Regions from separate parts of the Homo sapiens genome. Here region 1 is linked to region 2. Evidence: chromatin loops called from intact Hi-C (ENCODE). Cell type or tissue: dorsolateral prefrontal cortex. All regions are shown on one strand. Each heading gives the region's core, and the rest is flanking DNA. Links, peaks and the distances in the headings are about the cores only.

What was found. Peaks named below come from ENCODE experiments on the same cell type or tissue, not always from the same donor. Only the 100,000 strongest peaks of a DNase experiment are listed, where the experiment ranks them.
Region 1: it touches region 2 in a loop (2.7-fold over the local background); 2 of 110 quality-filtered maps call a loop at or near these places.

Annotation. Positions count from the first base shown.
Region 1 is chr12:51,684,478-51,692,978 of GRCh38, forward strand. It overlaps SCN8A (sodium voltage-gated channel alpha subunit 8), which reads left to right. Exons shown (of 27, transcript NM_001330260.2): 4 at 1,891-1,980; 5 at 2,614-2,742; 6 at 4,528-4,619. Among named protein-coding and RNA genes, the nearest start is that of SCN8A, 97 kb to the left of the region's middle. In dorsolateral prefrontal cortex, for the core only: no CTCF peak of the experiment used is centred there; no DNase peak of the experiment used is centred there; H3K27ac peaks cover 596 bases.
Region 2 is chr12:51,747,272-51,757,907 of GRCh38, forward strand. It overlaps SCN8A (sodium voltage-gated channel alpha subunit 8), which reads left to right. Exons shown (of 27, transcript NM_001330260.2): 14 at 4,084-4,322. Among named protein-coding and RNA genes, the nearest start is that of TMDD1, 62 kb to the right of the region's middle. In dorsolateral prefrontal cortex, for the core only: no CTCF peak of the experiment used is centred there; DNase peaks (open chromatin) are centred at 4,530 and 5,440; H3K4me3 peaks cover 526 bases; H3K27ac peaks cover 3,439 bases.

The DNA of each region.
Region 1 (8,501 bases), core at 801-5,800, 65 kb before region 2:
TTTTTTTCTTAGGATGATATTGTGGGAATCTGAAATTTTGTTTGGTATCATTGTATGGACAAATTAAAATAACCTTTGTTGAAGTCTTAACTTTATTTAGTACTCAGACTTCAGTGATTTCTTTCTGTGGCCAACTATTCAGCTTAATATATTAAAAGCCATTATTAGAGGTTTTTGAAAGTCCTTCTTGAGTTACAAATAGTTGGATGAATGCTTTAGAAATCAGCTTTGAATTTTTAAAAAATTTTTTGAGCAGTGAGCTTAGAAAGTGAGATAGTTCTCAGATGAAATAACCTCCTTGTTACAGAGGTTTAGATGCAGATTGTAGGATAAATAGGAATTTTTTCTGGTATTTTTACTCACCTTAAATAGAAAAATGCCAATTTATTCAAGTGGCCTGAGTTACACCTTATTAACATATGAGAGTGCATGTGGCAAATGAAAAATTATTTGATGGATTTAGTGATGTTGCATGGTGGCTTGAAACTTCCATGGCTGGTCGATATTTAACAGCATGTAGTCCCATGCTTCGAAGATTACTGTATCCTCCAAGTAGGATGAGGAAGCCAGCAGTGGCAACTTGGTGAATTGGTTTAGAAGCTTTTGCCACATTTTATTAACTCTTGAGAATTTAGCAACATGGTTGTGAAATCTGTAGTTTAGAAGCAACACACTTCTGAAACCTGAAAGTTTATAAGGAAATAAATAATTCACAGTGGACTTCTTCCTTTCTGTTGGATCAGAAGATGGAGTGTTTTTTCTCTTCTGGTTCCAAAAAGCATGAAGACAAATCCAGCTGTAATGAAGAAAAAAAAATCCAGCTGTAAGAAATATTTTCTCTTTTTAAAACTCCACTGGTAGAATAAAGATAGTGAATGCCATTAACAAGAGAGAGTGAATTAGTGGCAAGTGGGATATGGCTCCCAGGCTCTAATTGGCTCTAATTGTCTAATATGACAATTAGAGTTTGAGTAACTTGTGCTGACCTAAAATAGTTTAATTTTTCTCAGAGATAAGAACAGAAAGGCCTGAGAAAAATTCTGGATGGAAATGAAATGGCAGTATGGTTTGCTATCCATAAACATTCCTGGACACTTTCAGAATGGATTTTGCTCTATTACCTAGTCTTCAGAAGTGTGGTGGTGCAGATGTCCTTGAAATCTTTACCTAACACGCCGCAGCTGGTTTCCCACATTGGACATATTCAACACATATGGGCTGTATTGGCTGATGCCTTGCCCCCAAAGACAATTCAGCCCTTTAGAAGGACTAGGGAAGGCTGGGTATGATGGCTCAGGCCTGTAATCCTAGCACTTTAGAAGGCTGAGGATGTAGGATCACTTGAGCCCAGGGCTTCAAGACCAGCCTGGATGACATAGAGAGACCTTGTCTCTTAAAAAAGAACAACAACTATGGAAAAAAAGTGAACCATTGCATGTAGATTTTCAAATAACTAGCTATATAAGATAATTAACTTACCAATAAATGAATACCTAGTCATATAGATTTAATTGATTTTCTTATCTGACAACTTTGGTTGAGAAAGTGCAAAGGTATTATACTAAGTGCAAAAAACATTTAGAGGCTTAGTCTGTAGTTGAGCTGAAAAGTGGTTAGGGGAACATGTTTCATCCAAAGGGAGTAGAACAGTGACGGCCCTTTTGAAAGAAGGAGAATAGCTGTCCTTCCCCATCCATCCACAGTTCACAGTGGCATGCTGTGTTTATGGTGGTGACCACAGTTTTCATTGTCACCTTGCATTTTTCTCTTCTGTGCTTCATCTCCTTTCAGGTTATTGATTTAGATCTGATACCCAATGGAAATGTGTTTGTTTTTTGAGAAAACAAAAGGCAGGCCAGATTTTAATATTGCCCCTTGACTCTTCTCTACAGTATTTAGCATGATCATTATGTGCACTATTTTGACCAACTGTGTATTCATGACTTTTAGTAACCCTCCTGACTGGTCGAAGAATGTGGAGTAAGTAACTCATTTATGTGTGTGCTTGTTTGTTTTAAATATTTTTAGTCACTAAATCTTGCTTTGCCACAGTTTACCCATCAAGGAGAAAAAAAATTAGTTATTGCCTCTCTTTATTTCACAGAGAAGGCTGAAAGTACATGTGGAATTTAGGAAATAGCCCTCCCTAAAAGTCAACTCTAGAAATTACTGCCCTTCACTCCACCCTTTCCTGTGCCAGGCAGTGCCGTTGCCCTGCAGCCCCATCACCATCTTGTATCCTCAGTTCCTGGTGATACTGTTTTCTCCAATTTTAGGTTTCCCTGTTTTTTGACTTCTCTAAGGTTAAAAACAGCTCTGGGGGGCCTCCTTACCTTCTTCAAAATGATCATGTACTAGATAGCTGCAAAGTTAACTTCCTTGGAATACAGTTCAGGACCCAGTACAACATTCCAAAGGTCTTAGTTTGTGCATTTCAGTAAGTTTCATTCAAAGCATTTCTTTCTCCTCCTCACTTCCTTCCTGCTGCATTGGCTGTGCCCTTTCTGTTTTGTCTCTCTTAGTTGAAGCAACACTTCAGGCAAGTGCTAACTTAAAAGGTTCATTTAAAGTTTCTGTCCAGAAATTACCTCAAGCTATTCATTTCTTTGACAGGTACACGTTCACAGGGATTTATACATTTGAATCACTAGTGAAAATCATTGCAAGAGGTTTCTGCATAGATGGCTTTACCTTTTTACGGGACCCATGGAACTGGTTAGATTTCAGTGTCATCATGATGGCGTAAGTTCTCCCCTTACTTTATTGGTGTTCTGGGTGTGATTCTGTGTGTGGAGTTGTACTCCTGGGTCTGTTTGTAGGTGTGCATTTGTGGACACAGCTGTATGAGGAATTAATGGATAACCATGTAAGGCCCTGTGGGCTTATGTCTATGATTCTTGCTTGTGAGGGCCTCTTGTGGTTCAGGCGATGATAATGTGATTATGTGGGAGAAGGCAAGCAGAGGCTTTACAGCTGGGAGAGAAAGGAGGAGGTGATTTCCCATTGGCACTCTCTCGTATTTTATTCCTCCTTGTAACGATCACGGTTTGCACACCTATCATTACAAGGCCTCTGTGAAGACTTGAAATTTTTTAGTTGTAAACTTTCAGCTGAAAATTAGTTTCCTGGGTATGTCTTACCGTATGTAATTTAATAAGGCTGGCCAGGAGTTGCAGACTTCAGAGCACATTTTAGAGTCAAAACATGAGCCAAGGTACCCACACTGGCACTTCCTGAAGAGTTACTAACCAGAATTTCGAACTATTGCTCAAGATCAGTGTAACTCCACATTGGTATGTTACTGCTCTTGCTCATTTGTGTTGTTTTAGCAATAAAAATGTATCTTTGGGAAACTTAGCTGATGATAGAAGAGTTATAGCAGGCTTTAATATTTTTATTTCCAGGTTGGGAAAGCGTTTTGTGGTTTGAGAGTGTAGTGGGGGTGGTGTATAGGTTTTGCATGTATGCATGATGTGTAAGAAAGAGTGCATTTAAATATGTATTGATCTGAGCATCTGGTGGAAAGATGTATTTCAACTGTAAAATGTGAATAAATGATATGCATCGAATACTTGAAACTGAAACTGACTTTCTGTTATATAAAGGCAATGTCTTACTTTCTAGCATTATGAATACACATTAGTGTTCATTTAAAATTTTTAAGTGTCCTTGCTAGGCACAGAGCTTGTAATTAAAATGAGCACTTAACACAATATTTGCTCTGATCCCATGATTTGGATTTTCCTGAGCCCTGCTTTTGTATGTCACAGGCCAAAACTTCGTTTATAGACATGACTACAATCATATGATTACAACTCCTGATTAAGTCATATATACAGACATTTAGTCAATTTTGCCATTGTCAACTAGGGAGTTACTTTAATGTAGATTTGTTTTTGTGGGGCTCCTGCTGCAGAAATTTGTCTCCCTCTCTTAAGAAATTGTTCGCAAAACCTGGGAACATAAGTCTTTGATACCTCCTGGCCTTCCTTTTTACTAAAAAATGTGAATGGGCTGACAGTAAAGCCATTCTGATTGGGATCAGCACATTACTATGCTGATTAAAGGAGTAAATCCCAAAAACCTCCTTTCTAATATACTTTTGAATTCTTCTTGTCCAATTAAAAACAAATGTTCCTTAAATGTTTGTATTTTGAAGCTTTTCTTTTTCAAGGAAAAAAAATGAAACCATAGCTTGTATATAAGACCCTTTCTTCCCCCCATTCTCAAACCCTCGCCCAGTGGTACCATTACAAGTTAACTTTGGTTTGATTCTGCAGGTATATAACAGAGTTTGTAAACCTAGGCAATGTTTCAGCTCTACGCACTTTCAGGGTACTGAGGGCTTTGAAAACTATTTCGGTAATCCCAGGTAAGATGGTCCGGGGTTGGTGTTAGGTGTTGGGATAGGGCCCTGACGTGACGTATTGTACTTTTTGTTTTGTTGTGGTTTTGTTTTTTCCTTTGGTGTTTGTGTTTGTGTCTGTGTTTGTCACTTGTGTCTGTGTGTGACCTCCCTTACTACAGATATGTGACAGAGTTTGTGGACCTGGGCAATGTCTCAGCGCTGAGAACATTCAGGGTTCTCCGAGCTTTGAAAACTATCTCTGTAATTCCAGGTGAGAAAATTTGTACATAAGACTGACTTTGCCACATCTCCTCTTTCTCCTCCATTCGTTTTGTCCACCATTCTAAAGCAGCATCAGTACAGTTGATAATGGCCTTGCATTCTGCATGTTTTTCCTGGGAGACATTCTCTGGAATGGCCGTTGGGTCCTCAGGCAGTTTTCTCTGAGTGCTTGCCAGGCATGCAGCCCCCATTCCATCCATGCTATTGAAAAAGCACGTGCTTAAGAATCACTTGGATCTCACCATATTTGAAAAAATTGTCACAGAGCTAGCTGTCTCTTTGTATATAAATCATTTGCTTCCTGGCTCCATGGAATTACAGTAATTTTGACATTTGCCATCATTTCATTGCTTGTGATTTCTAGGCTTCCTATCGCATGGTTTGCTGATGGGACGTTATTCAAAGAATTATACATTTACTATTACTATATTAATGAAATTTTTTAATCACAGAAGAGATCTACCCAGTTAACTAATCCAGTATCAGAGACAAATTTAAGAGACTTGGAGTTAGTGAACTGCACTTAAATAATCACTGTCTATCATGTTCTACTGCTGTCTGTCTCACTAGAATAAGAACCAGTAGACATCTACTGTACATATTCAGGGTTCATTCTCAGACATAAATCCCAATGAAAGCTTATGCAGGCACTGTTAAAAAAAAATCAAAGGTAAGATAAGATACAACTAAAGGTATGGGCAACAAAAAGTATAGAAGTTTGAGGGGGAAAAACAGAATCAGTAGGTGAGTTGAGAGTTAGTTGATTGACAACCTCTTTAAAATTTGTGCCTTTTTCTTTTTGGTTCTGGTTGAGCTAGCCCAGTGGTTCTTAACCTTTTGAAGGTTTTGGATCCCTTTGAGAATCAGATGAAAGTTCACAGACCCCCCCCGAAGCCCATCCATGGACCCCAGGTTAAGATTCCTTAATTTAATTTAAATCATTGCTACTGGGTAATACTTATCTTTCTAAAGACCAGTCTTGAAATCTTAAAGGAAAGATATTTTAGTTAGTATTGTGAGCCTAAGATATACTGGCAGTAACTTGGCAGAGGTGAAGACTGTGTTGTTGCTCTTTGGACTTTAGTTGTGGTCATGGGTTTTCAAGGAAGACTCCGTAGAGACCAGGCTTTCCACAGCAGTTTCGTAGAAATAGGAATGTGGAGAAAGAACAGAGGCATCCTATTCTTATCCTATTCCTATTACGTGGCTCTTCCCCTTGTGGCTGACTCAGAAATATCTCTCTTTTTAAAATTTATTTTTATTTTCTAGAGACAGGGTCTCACTCTGTTGCCCAGGCTGGAGTGGTACGATGATGGCTCACTGCAGCCTTGACTTCCAGGGCCCAAGTGATCCTTCCTTCTCAGCCTTCCAAGTAGCTGAGACCACAGGTGCATGCCATCACACCCAGCTCATTTTTAAAAAAAAATTTTTTTGTAGAGACAGGGTCTCCCTATGTGTTGCCCAGGCTGGCTGCCAACTCCTGGGCTCAAGCAATCTTCCTGCATCAGCCTCCCAAAGTGCTGGGATTACAGGCGTGAACCACTGCATCTGGCCCAGAAATATTTCTTTTTCCCCTTTTTAACATTATCTCAATAGCAGATAGAGAGGGAAGCACAAAGATAGAATCCTGGAGAGGGCAGACTGGAATGTGGTTTACTGAGAACCTCAAAGAAGGTAAATTCATCTTCACCACTTACAAATTTGGGCCATGGAGTTGGCCAGTAAATCAGTGCCCTACCAAAGATGAATTCCTATATTTTTAGCGATGGTAGCTGACTCCCTATCAACCAAAGGCTGGGTGTCAGTTGGAGTATATACTTCTTGGCAAAAAACTACAACCTTAACTTACCAAGATTTAGTTCCTAGCCATTTTAAATCTGCTTAACAGAAAGCTCAGCTCATTCTCCAGACAGCCTCAGATAGCTCATTGATGGTGGCCTAATCTTTAGGCAAGCCCTGTCTTATTTTTTGAGGCATCTGGAATGCCACATCTTTACTTTCCTTTTTCCTATGGTGTCTCTCCTCCTCTGGCCCCTTTTAAATATGATCTTGTGTTTTCTGCTCACTTCCCTCAGCGTACTCTGCAAGGCATCTGTCTCTTTATGTTCCTGTGATCTCAAAACTTCTCTCCCAGAATTAAATTGGAAAGCTGTATTCTATTCACTAACTAGGGCAGCAGATGCTGTCTCTAGTCTAGCTCATAGCTTCTGTCTCTGTCTCTGCTATATGGTTAACTTTTGACCATGGCATTTCTGCAAGATAACTCTTGATTGGTGTCACGTTATTTATTCTTTGTATATATCCTTAATATGTCATGTTATTTATCCTTTATATATATATATATATCTGGAATATATGCAGTATCTAACACAGTGGTGCCTGGCCCATAGTAGTGCTCCATAAATGATTGTAGTAGCAGCACTTATGATTATAAAGAAACCTAAGCCAATAGAAAGGGTTTGTATCAAGATTTAGACATCAGCTTCACAGTTTGAAATAGAGTCCCAGATTCCTATTTCTAGAAGCACCCCCAATTGAGCTGGCTTTGGGAGGCTAACTGGGGTGGAAAATAACATTAAGGGATAGTAAAGCGAATAATAGATCACTGTCAGTAAATGGTATATTTGGTTCTTGAATTAAAAGTGTGGCTCTCAGTCTCAATCTTTTTGCTCCCGATTCTATGTTTTAGAGTTAGCAAGAGAAATCCAGTAATGAAGTTTCCCTCATGGGAAGTTTTCTCTCATCCCATGGGAAATTCTGAAATTGCTGATTATGCTTTCTCCCATAGAGGGCTGTTGTGCTATTCCTACCTGCCTGCTATGCAGTCTCCTTCCAAGGCGGGAGCACCAGTGTATGAGTCAGTGGATCTGGGCCATCTCTTGCTTGGAAGTATGTCATTTTGATTCTTGTGTGGTAGAGCTGGCCCATGATTCCCCCTTAGTAAAAACCATTGTTCTGTATACCAAGTTTTCTCGTGGATCACTTCAGTGGAATTGTTGTTCTCTTTGTCTTCTCCTCTTCCCAGTTTGGTTATAGACTACTGCCAAGGGTGCCAAAAATAGAATGTAAGTGAGAGCAACCACTGACCTGGAGCCTGCAAGGTCTCACAAAGCTCCCTGTGTATCAACTTCCTTTATGAGAGCTTTTCCTTTCCTAGAGCACTCACCCACCCCCAACCTGGGCTGATACTGTCCTTCCTCTTTGTGTCTTTGGTAGATATTCTGAGTATGTCAGGGCCGCCAGGACTCCTGAAGATTGGACAGTAAGGTGCATCAGTTAGCTCTGCCCTTTTCTGTAAGAAATGCTTTGCTTTACAGCTTTCTTGTAGCTCAGAAAAGACCAAACCCACCTTCTGACCCTTTTTACTTTACTTGACTTGGATACATACTATTTATGCTTTCCGTTTTGCTCCAGAGGCAGCAACTTGGAGAACAGTGTACACAAGGTCTGTGCTAAAAGGGTCGGTTATAGAGGAGACCCTTTCTAAATTTTCTTTAGTCTGGAATTTGTCAGGTTCACCTTGACATTGAAATATTCTGCCTAAAAGTTTATATGTCTTAAAACTTTGTTTTCACTTTGTATTTGTCTGAGTCCCGCATAAAGTGAACTTCTAAGTGACTCTGTCAGAAGTTTTGTCCTCTGCATGCTTTGATCATGTGCCACAGGGCTGACATGCCCAAAGAAAGGGTGGGAATCTCGAAAGAGTTTCTCAGGTTCTTCTTAGCAGCATTTAATAGTATAAGTACTAATAGAACTGGTTGAGAGAAACTCACTTGTCAGTTTCTTTTCATTTCTGTCATTTAAATGGCTCCCCCAAAGCACTGCTTATCTGCTGCTCATTAGCACTTATTTAATTTCATTCCACCTTCTT
Region 2 (10,636 bases), core at 3,360-8,359:
CTTTCATCTGCCTTAACAACCTCTGTTTATTCCTGTTTTCTTTAATTACCATCGGGGTTATTGTCTGATAGAACATCTTCAAGCTTTGTAGCTTATACTTTGAGATTGTGGGCAAATAACTGCAGGTCCTAAGAATTCCAAGCTAAGAAATCCTAGCCTAAGAACTTTGGCTAATTTTATTATTCACATAGAGACCAAGACAGGATTTCTCTGGGTATCTGTGGCAGTTGAGAAAGAAAAACTAACAACCTCCAACAGGTGCATTTTATTATTGGTAGAGACATCAGAACAGCAGAACTATCAATACAGTGCAACAGTTATTTATTTATTACTGCATTGGCTTAGCACAGGTCCCAGCAAAAGTAGATGCTCAAACAATCTTTGTCAAGCAGGCATTGGCTGTGCTTAGAATGGTAGGAGTGCTGGTGCTGCAGGGCTCCTTTCGGAGGCCTTAGAGCTTTCATCCCTTTACTGAGTTGGATACAAACCATTGGGACGTTTTAAAATTCTCTTTTCTGCCTCTTCTCCCTGTTCTTTCTCTTTCTGTCCTGCTGTGCTTATTCTCCACCCTTTACCCACCATCACACACATTAAAAAAAAAAATAGATGTAAGGGTAGCTCAGGAGACAGAGACAGATGTAGTTGTGTTCCTGAATAGGAAAATATTATTCCAGTTTTTTGTCCTCTTTCCTAAGCCCTGATTTTCACATAGTTATACCTGTCCTGCCATTTCCTGCTCAGGCATTCCGCCTAACCTCTCCCCTTGTATTTGACCCTTTTGTTGAAGCTGATGGGACAGAACTGCTATAAGCAAAGAGCAATGAATGGCTGACCGGAATCACGTAAGAGGGAATGAAACATCCATGTCTGTTTAACCATTGGTCCCTCTGTATTTAATGCTTGCTACAGCATTAAAAGCCAGCATTGAACGAATTGTAGTTCTTGCTCTCAGACTTTCAGTTAGGAAACTTTGACATTATTTTAATCCAAAGATTAAAATAATTATTATTTAAAACCCAAGAGGCAGGCTACGACTTACCTAATAGTTTAGAAACCACAGTGGAGAATTCTAGAATCCTGTCAATAATTAGAAAACCCTGCCTGCTCTGCCCCACCCCATTCCTATTGCAAACATGCTTACCAGGATCCAGCACATTTAGTAGAGTTCACCACTAGCAGAGCTATAAGCTTTGGGGATATTTCAGAGGACTGGGCGTGGGGTGTAGGTAGAGTAGTATAGTCTCACTCTTCAAAGCAGTAAAGCTGTGGGAGAAGGGGAGATCGTGGTGAAGTAAGAAAGAGGAAGTAGTGATGTACTTGACATTATTGATTTTTAATATCAAGGAAGTACTTGACATTATTGATTCTCAGGTAAAACAATTCCAAAAACTCCCCTAGAGGTAACTGGCCATAGCTATTGCTGCCACTATTTATGTATTCTTTTATTTAACTGACCAGCATCAAGTGTCAGTATAGTTACTTGGCTGATATCAGCCTTTCCTGTGTGGCAGTAACCTTAGTGAGGGTGGGGGCTCTTCATCAGTGTATCCTTGGTGCCTAGCACATTGCAGATGCTTAAAAGTTGTTGAACTGAGTTGAGGGAAGCTCCTGCCTTCAGAAACCTCATGGTCTACCAAAGCCACTATCTTGGTGAAATTGTGAGGTCCTTTCTGAAAACAATTCCCAGTACCCCTGAGGTTAAGACCCAAAGTAACCTCTCTGAAAATGTCCAAAAGCAAAGTAAGAGAAACCCCACAAACCTTTGGACATCTCACCCCTAGATGTTAACCCATTCCCCCAAGCCAAATACTGGGCCATTCCAGGCATGTGGAACCAGTAACAGTTTGCAAAGTCATAAGTCACTTGATAAGCCTTCTTATTCCCCAAATGATCTTTTCTAGCTCCTGAAGCTCCACATTGTCTTACTTTTTGTAGGCGTGAAAGTTTATCCTGAGGATCTTCCCTTCTCAGTAAATGTGGCTAAGAGATGTCTGGTATCCCTAGAGGAATTTTCTTGGTGCCCTGTAGGGCAGGAAAACCCCTTTTTGCTGTGTGGCAAGACTCAAGACCTAGTTCATTTTAAAACATTACAATTGTGTCAACTGTCATAAATGTGAGCAGTCGCAGCTTCAACCTCCACGTGCCAATGAGCAACAGTCGTTTGGAGAAGGGAGGAGATAAAAAAGGGAACGGAACTAAATTTCCAAATATGTACTGTAAGAATTTATGGAAATAAGAGAACCTTGTCATTTTCTTTTTTGGGGGAGAAAACTATATTTACCTTAGGAAGGGAGGGAGTTCTCTGAGGAAGAAGCCACAGCAGATTTTCCTCACAGACTTCCTTTCCCACGCAGCCTCCCACGTGGCGCTTACAGGGGTCCTTAAATCTGAAAAACCAAGGCAACCATTTTCTTAGCAACCAGGGAACCAATCAGAAACTCAGCCAAAACCACCTTGTCTAAAATAAAGCATCGCCATCCAGCTGGTTGGAAAAGGGAACGTAGGCTAATTTAAGGCAGCCATCTTGGTTTTGGTGAAATGTTAGGGAATTTTTTTTTTCCTTAAATGATTTGATAGTGTCAGCAGAATTGAACAGAGAGAGAGTAGCTGTTACAGCCAACCCTGTAGAATCAATACCTCACATTCTGACAGGTTTTCAAAGTTCACCTCTTAAAAAGCATCCTCTTAGCTCAGGGTCCTTGGAATTTTGTAATCCTGGCAGTTGTATTTCATGCTTAATTTGAGGAGAGCTTTGTTATGTAGGGCTTCATACCTAGATTGTTGTAACTGCCAGTTGAGTGTCTGTCTTTGATATCTGATAATTCTTTTGAATCTTTGCTTTGGAAATGACCTTTGAGATCGTCTAGTCCAGTGATTTTTCAGTCTGTGTGTATCAGAGTCCTGGGATTCTAGGGGAGTGCCTCAGGAGAGGAAGAAATCTATCCAAGTGGGCTCCTGCTTCATCTAGGGAAATTCCTGGTGTATTTCATGTATTGGGGGTCATGTGAGATCTTGTTTGACAATAACACTTTCTGTTTCTAAAAGAGACGGAGAAGATAAGACAAAGGAGAGAAAGAAAAAGGAAAGAAGATGATGACCCAGGGAGGGAAGGAGGAAGAAGCTGTAGAAAGAAAGAGAAAAGCAAAGGATGAGAGCAGGAAAGGGCAAAGGGGCAAGAAAGAAGGAGACAGGAGGAGACAGAACAAGGAAGGAAAGGTGAAAAGGGGAGAGGAGTGTGACTTGTATTTCTAACTCAACCATGAGCTGTAAACTTGTTAAGGGTGGAGACAGTAACTTGTACTTCTTTGAGAACATAGCAGATGTGTTTTACATGGTGGCTTGGTCGATGATGCTGGTCCTGCTAATGAAGATAATAATAATAGCAAACACTTCCATGGCACTTTCTATCTGCCAGGGTATTCTGGGGCACTTTGTATATATTTTAGCTCTTTAATTCTCACAGCAAATCAAAGTAACTTGTTCACGGTCCCACAGTTAGCAAGTGTCTGAGCTAGTATTTGAACTCAAATATGTCTGGCTTGAGTCCATACTTTTGATGGCTTCTCTGACAATAATTGAATAATATAGTGTATAATAGAATACCTACCATTTATTGAGGATTTACCCTGTGCCAGATACTATAGTGACTGCTTTACACCAGCATCTAATTTAGTCAAACTCATTCAGTCCTGTAACCTGTAAAGTAAATGCCTTGTTTTACAGCTGAGGCAGCTGAGCAGAGAAATCAGCTACCTTGCCTGGGATCACACAACTTGTAAGCATTCAAGCCAGTTGAGGCCAGGGAGTCAGACCTGAGAGGCCAAGCTCTTGACCTCTGTGCTCGACTCCCATAACTGATGGGTTGAGTTTCATTTATAACTAGATCATTATTAACAGGGAGGCAACTTGTGTGGATCATGCTTCCTCTCTACCTTAGAGAGAAGGAAAACACTTAGGAATGTCAGCGCTCAAAACAACCTTGATTCCATATTAATAACAGTGATAATGACTGAGAGTGAGTAGTGTGTCCCCCTGGTTTTCTTGCTGTGATTGAGGGGCCATCTTTGTTCTTACTTACTGTAGAACTGGAAGAGTCTCAGAGAAAGTGCCCGCCATGCTGGTATAAATTTGCCAACACTTTCCTCATCTGGGAGTGCCACCCCTACTGGATAAAACTGAAAGAGATTGTGAACTTGATAGTTATGGACCCTTTTGTGGATTTAGCCATCACCATCTGCATCGTCCTGAATACACTGTTTATGGCAATGGAGCACCATCCTATGACACCACAATTTGAACATGTCTTGGCTGTAGGAAATCTGGTAAGATGGAACACTGTCTCCCGATATTAGGATTGGAATGTGTTTTGCCTGTAGGATATCTTTTTCTGGTACTGAAAGCTGGAGTTTCTTTGAAAAGAAAGTAATAGTTAATTGGAAGACAAATGCTTCCACATATGCCAGGACACCAGCTGCTTTTCTGCTCACTGTTGTGATCCCTTTCCTCTTTCTGCAGAACTTTGAAGACGTCATTTAGGAGCTATTGGCAGAAAACCAATGTTGGCGACAGAATGGGAGGCCTGGTACAGTGGGTTGGTTTCAGCAGCCTGAGCCAAGTACTTCTGGTTTTTTTCCTCATTCTGTTTCTCACATTGATTCCTGCATTGCTCCAGCAAATCAGTTCCCCTTTCACCTTAAGTAACATCTACCACAAAATAGGGGAGCTCTTATAGTACACTACATGTAACTATGGATTTGCCTGCTCTGTCAGGCCTTAATTACCTAAATGGGGACTATTTATGGGAAAGTTTTCACTCAAGGCTGGTTTCCCCCTCCAATCCAACTTCTAGGCCATTAAAGTATGTAGTTTTAAAAAAAATAGATTACAAAGTGTGTATTCTGAAATTAAGTAGCTGTGATTTGAGGATTATGTGCTTTGTTTACTACAAAAATCAGGAGTTAATTGAATTTTGATAGATAGTAAAGAATTAGTGAGAAAGAATCCCCTAGGTCACCTGGGCCCCCTAATTCCTTAGGTGTTAACCACAGGCATGTCCAAATCTGGCTATTACCGTTTATTAATGATTTGAGCATGATTTCTGCCCAGTTTCTCTTATGTGTGCTCTCTCACTCTCTCTCTCCCTCTCTCACACACACACACACACCACACACCACACAGTTTTGACCTTAAGTCCTATTACTATACTATTAGAGCACTACAATATCATTTTCATTTCTCATTCTCAAAACACATGGCAAAGAGATCCTTTGTAGCCCATTGTGTTCCCTGGTATACATCCAAGATGATTCTGTGATCTTTCCAGTCTCCATGTCTGTGGTTGGTGACATGCTCCAGGCTCTCTGCAATGATGTAAACCCTTGTGTGCAGTCCAGTGGAATGCCCGGAGTCTTGAAATGGGACACTCCCACAGACTGTCCAAGAAGTCTGCTGACTGGCTCTGAAAGGTGCCTGTCAGTGGGCACATGCTGTGACTGGCTGACACAGTACCTTGGCCATCAAGCAGAATTTTAACCCTGTCAACAATATCATTTAGATATAAGCTTGATTTTAGTAGCCAAGAGTTAAGTAACAAGAAATATGTCTTGATAATTTTTATTGTTGATGTTGGTGGTTCTGTTTTCCCTGTAGAGTTTTGTTTTTCTCAAAATCTTTACTTTTCCTTACTTTTTACAGAACCAGTCTTTGATTTTCAAGGGATTTTGAGAGGCTTTTTCACCTATCCCCACTAGAACTCCAGTCAGACCAGGCTAGCAAATAATGTTATTTTTCCTTTCATGAAAATTTAGAGATTTAGGATGACATCTAAATTAGAATTGTAAGTATGCAGAAGACTTTGCTCAGAACCATCAGTAAAAAAAGAGGAAATAAGAGAAGGTCAACAGCTAATATTCAGGAACTCCATGAGACAAGCCAACCCAGAACCAAGTTCTAGAATAAGAAAGCTCTTAGGTGGCAAGGGTTTTCAAACGGCAAGTAAATGTACAATTAGCAGTGGGGAGGGAGCTTAGTATATAGTCCAGCATACTTTGTACTAGATGTGAGGGTAAAAGGAAAGAAATCAAGAATGGTGCCTCGATGTGGGGGTTTAATAACTGAGGGAAAAGTGGAATGACTGCAAAGGAACTGGCTTGACGTATAAAATCAAGAGTTCTGTTTTGGACATATTAAGTGTCTATTCACTGAGTGGAGATGCCAAATAAGGAAGTTGGGTACGTGCTGGACCTCATGAGTGTTTTCTGGACAATACCAGAAACTCAAAGATATACTTTGTTGCCAATCAACACGAGCGCTGAGATTGGCAGAAAGAACACAGAATTGGAAGTCAGAAGATTTGGGTTTTCATTCCTATTAGATATCGTATAACCTTAAATAAGTCATTGATTTCTGTCCAGAAATGTTTCACATCTGTAAAGTTAAGATAATACCATGCCATCACTGGTTGGGAAGATAAAATGAGAACCTATATGGAAGTCTTTGGGATAGCTAAAAGTATCTTATAAATCTTAGGAACTGTGTTAGTATAATTCAATAGGAGAATTTTCAAAGATTTGGAGAATTGGGTAGAGGCTTTGACTGAACCTGAGAATAAGAGGATGGAAAAAAAATGAGACTGACTTGTGAAATAAAGTATGACCTTGTCCTGTGGTTGGAATGTGAGGCTTTTCCTATAGCCCTAATTGTGAGTTAAGTTGTCTTTGTCTGTAGACATACAGAAAGATGTTTTTAAAGAAAGATGAGAACAGTCTTCTGCAAATTGAAGATCCCTGCCTCTTCTACCCTCCCCAAAAGAGAAAATAATAGTAGGAAGAACCTTAGAGATAATTCAATCCAATCCACATGTTTTATAGAGGAAATTGAAGCCCAGGGAAGCTGTGTGACTTATACAGCCTCTATGTTATGTAGTAGATAAATGTAATGATTCTTTTCCTGCCTTTTTTGCAACTAACTGAATACAATAGTAAGTTTATGAGGTGACTTTTTAAACATTCTGAATCTTACAGGAAAGTTTCAAGTACAGTACAAAAAACTTCTTTTTTTTTTTTTTTTACAATAAAAGCCTTATCACATAGCCTTATCACCCCCAAATGCTTATAGTGTGTATTTTTTATACACAAGTACATTCTCCTACATAACCATAGTATAACTGTCAAAACCAGGAAATTAACATTGATACATTACAATGTTGTGAAGTAAAGTATGACCTTGTCCTGTGGTTGGAATGTGAGGCTTTTCCTATAGCCCTGATTGTGAGTTAAGTTAAGGGTCTAATTCTCAGGCCCTATTCAAGTTTTGCCAGTGATCCCAGTGGTATCCTCTGTAACAAAAGGATGCAGTTTTAGGATTACCCCATTACATGTAGCTATCATATCTCTCTAATTTTCTTCAGCCTGGAGGAGTTCCTCAGTCTTTCCTTGACTTTCATGTCTTGACATTTTGAAGACTACAGGTCATTTGTTATGTAGAATTCCCTCAATGTGGGCTTGTCTGATGCTTCCTTATGATTAGATGCAGGTTCTGCATTTTGGTAGGAATATCAGATAAGTGAGACTATCTTCTTCACGTTGTATCTACCAGTTGGCATGTAGCTTCCATTTGTCCCACTACTGGTGACGTTCATTTAATCACTTGATTAAGGAGGTGTCTGCCAGGCTTTTCATCTGTGAAGTTACGCTTTTTCCATTTACAGTAAGTCCCCACTTAACATCCTCTATAGGTTCTAGATTTTTGGAAACTGTGACTTTAAGCTAAATGATATACTGTATAACAAAACCAGTTTTACCATAGGCCAGTTGATATAAACAAGAGTTAAGTTCCTATGGCATATAGTACATCATGTGGCTTAAAGTTGCTGTTTTCAAGAACCTATTGAGGACATTAAGTGAGGACTTACTGTATACTTAATAGGTATTTGTGAGGAAGACCATTTGAAACGATTTAAATTTCCTGTTCATTCAGATTTTGATTTCTTCCTTTATTTATATCAGTATGGATTAATGGTTTTCTATTTTATCTGAGTTACAATCCATTTGATGTTTAGACTTCCTCTGATGTGGCCAGTGGAAATTCCTTCAAGCTGGCTTCTGATCCCTTTCACATGTCTTCTTCACTTCCTGGCTTTCTGGTACCACAAGGTATTCCAGGATACTTTCGTGTTTTTCCAGCCCCAGGGCTGGAATCAGCCATTTCTCAAGAAGCCCTGAGTCTTTTAGTGGAAAAATGGCATTTAGAAGTAGAGATCTAGGCTGAGTATCAGCTGAGGCAGGAGGATCGCTTAAAGTTTGAGACCAGCCTTAGCAACACAATGAGACCCCATCTCTAAAACAAAATAGAAAACTAAAAAAAAAGGAAGAGGTGGAGATCTGAGATCTAGGTATGCATATTGCTATGGGAGCAGCATGCAGCCCCTCTTAGGACATGATGAGCTATTTATATTGAGCTAGCCGTGGATATTGCAAACCATGAGTTGATCCTGTCACTTCCAATTCTAATCCAACACTTCAAGATTCTTTCTAGTTTTCTCCCTTTCTGTATTTGTAACTCCTGCAACAATAAGAAACCTCGTTGCCACTATCTTTGGTATACTTATTTGATCAAAAAGCCACTGTTACCTTTTATAGCATGGGTACCCTCCTCACCCTGTATAGGCTCTGGGTGCCCCCCACCCCTTCAGCACCCGAGCCGTGTCCTCCATGTGGACACCTGCTCACACTCCTCAGCTTGGAACCCACACCAGTCCAACTCACACATGGTTTGCCCCACCCTGCTTAGACCCCGATGCCTCACAGTAGGCCTTCGCCTGCATGGACATCCTTCTCACCCCACACCAGACTCTCCCCTGACATAGAAGCTCTGTTTATCCTGCACAGACTCTTAACACCCCTCACCAGGCCACCCCTCGTCACCCTGCTCATGCTGCCATCTGTCTGTGTGAACACTCCTGGAAGTTCTCACCTGGCCCATTGACTTTATCCCAAACTAGGCGACATCCTCCTCACCCTGATGAGCTCTCACACCCTCACTGTCCACCTCCCTGTTTGGACACTTTCCTCACCCCACTCGGGATCTGACACCCCACATCAGGCCTTCCCCTACATGAGTCCCTCATCAGCTCACCTGGCTCTGGCACCCCTTGTGAGTCTTCCCCTGCAGGGAGTCCCTCCTCAGCCCACTCCGGGATCTTCTCCTGGAGATGCTATCTTTACCTTACTTAAGCTCTGACTCTCTCTGCTAAGTCCCCCACCCCCTCAAGTGTGGACGTCCTCCCACCACACTTGGGCCTCAACACCTATGTGGGGTAGCCACGCCTCATACCACTTCCAACTGCCCATCCTAGACTGTTGCCCAAAGCGGATGCCTCTCCTTGGCCCACAGGCTCAGACAGCCCATGCCAGCCTGCTGCCCTGCATGGACCTCCTCGCTCCCCTCCATGTCTGACTCTCCTTGCTGGGCCGTGCCCTTCCTGGGGTTCCAGCACTGGGCAGCAGCCTCCCTCTACCGGCATGCCCACCTACAGCCTTCAGGACTGAGTGGTTCAGGAGGAAGGGGATGGAAAGAAGAGCTAGGGTTTAATCTGACATATAAGTTTAAGTTCTCAGATTCTAAGCAAAAGCAAAAAAGCAGAAAGTTATTTTCCTCCTTCACCAAACATAAATGAATGTTATCATTTCTTAATTATAGGTTACCTAGATTTTCAGCTAAAAAGAATTCTTTTCAGATTTTTTCTTTCATCTGTGCTTCTATAGCCCCATATGGATACTTCTTTTTAAATACTTGTCACATGATTTTTAGTTATTGTTCTGTCCCCTCCTGGTTGGGTAACCAACCACCTTAATTTGCAGAGGCCTGAGGAAGCCCTTGCAGTTTTAAAACTGGGACAGTCCTTGTCAACAGGTACGAGTTGATCACCCTAACTGGAGATGCAGGATGCAGGACTTTCGGTGTGAAAAGTGGCAAACCAGGATGAGTTACTTACATTCTGGCGACTGAGTTCGTAAGGAACCATTATTTTTCATGGTCACATTTTTTTTTTCATGTCTCCATTGCAGTACACATAGAACTTTTAATCAAATTGAACTTGATTAACTTTGGGCGAGGATCTACTGCAGAACAGGAGCTGACAAGCCCTTTTCTGAGCACAAAGAGAGGAGCATGCCAGACGCTCGTCACTTTCAAATAAGGCTGAATTTTTTCTGCAAATGCAATGAGGGCTGAAGGAGGTGTGTGACTTCTCCCCAGACCCCATAGTGACGCCAAAGTGAAATATACCCCAATCTTAGGACTATATAGGCCTTACTTGTTGACCTGGCATTACAAGTTATCAGGCATATGACCACAGGCTAGTCCAAACTAGACTAGGCATGGCTCATGCCTGTCATCCCAGCTCTTTGGGAGGCCGAGGTGAGAGGATTACTTGAGCCTAGAATTTCAAAGCTGCAGTGAGCTATGATCATGCCACTACATTCCAGCCTGGGTGACAGAGCAAGACCCTATCTCAAAAAACAAAACACAACAAAACCCAAACTAGAAAGATATGATGACTGTGAATTCAGAGTATTTTATAGAGAATAGAGAACCATTGTTTTATAGAATATTCTGAGGAGATCAGGACTCCTTT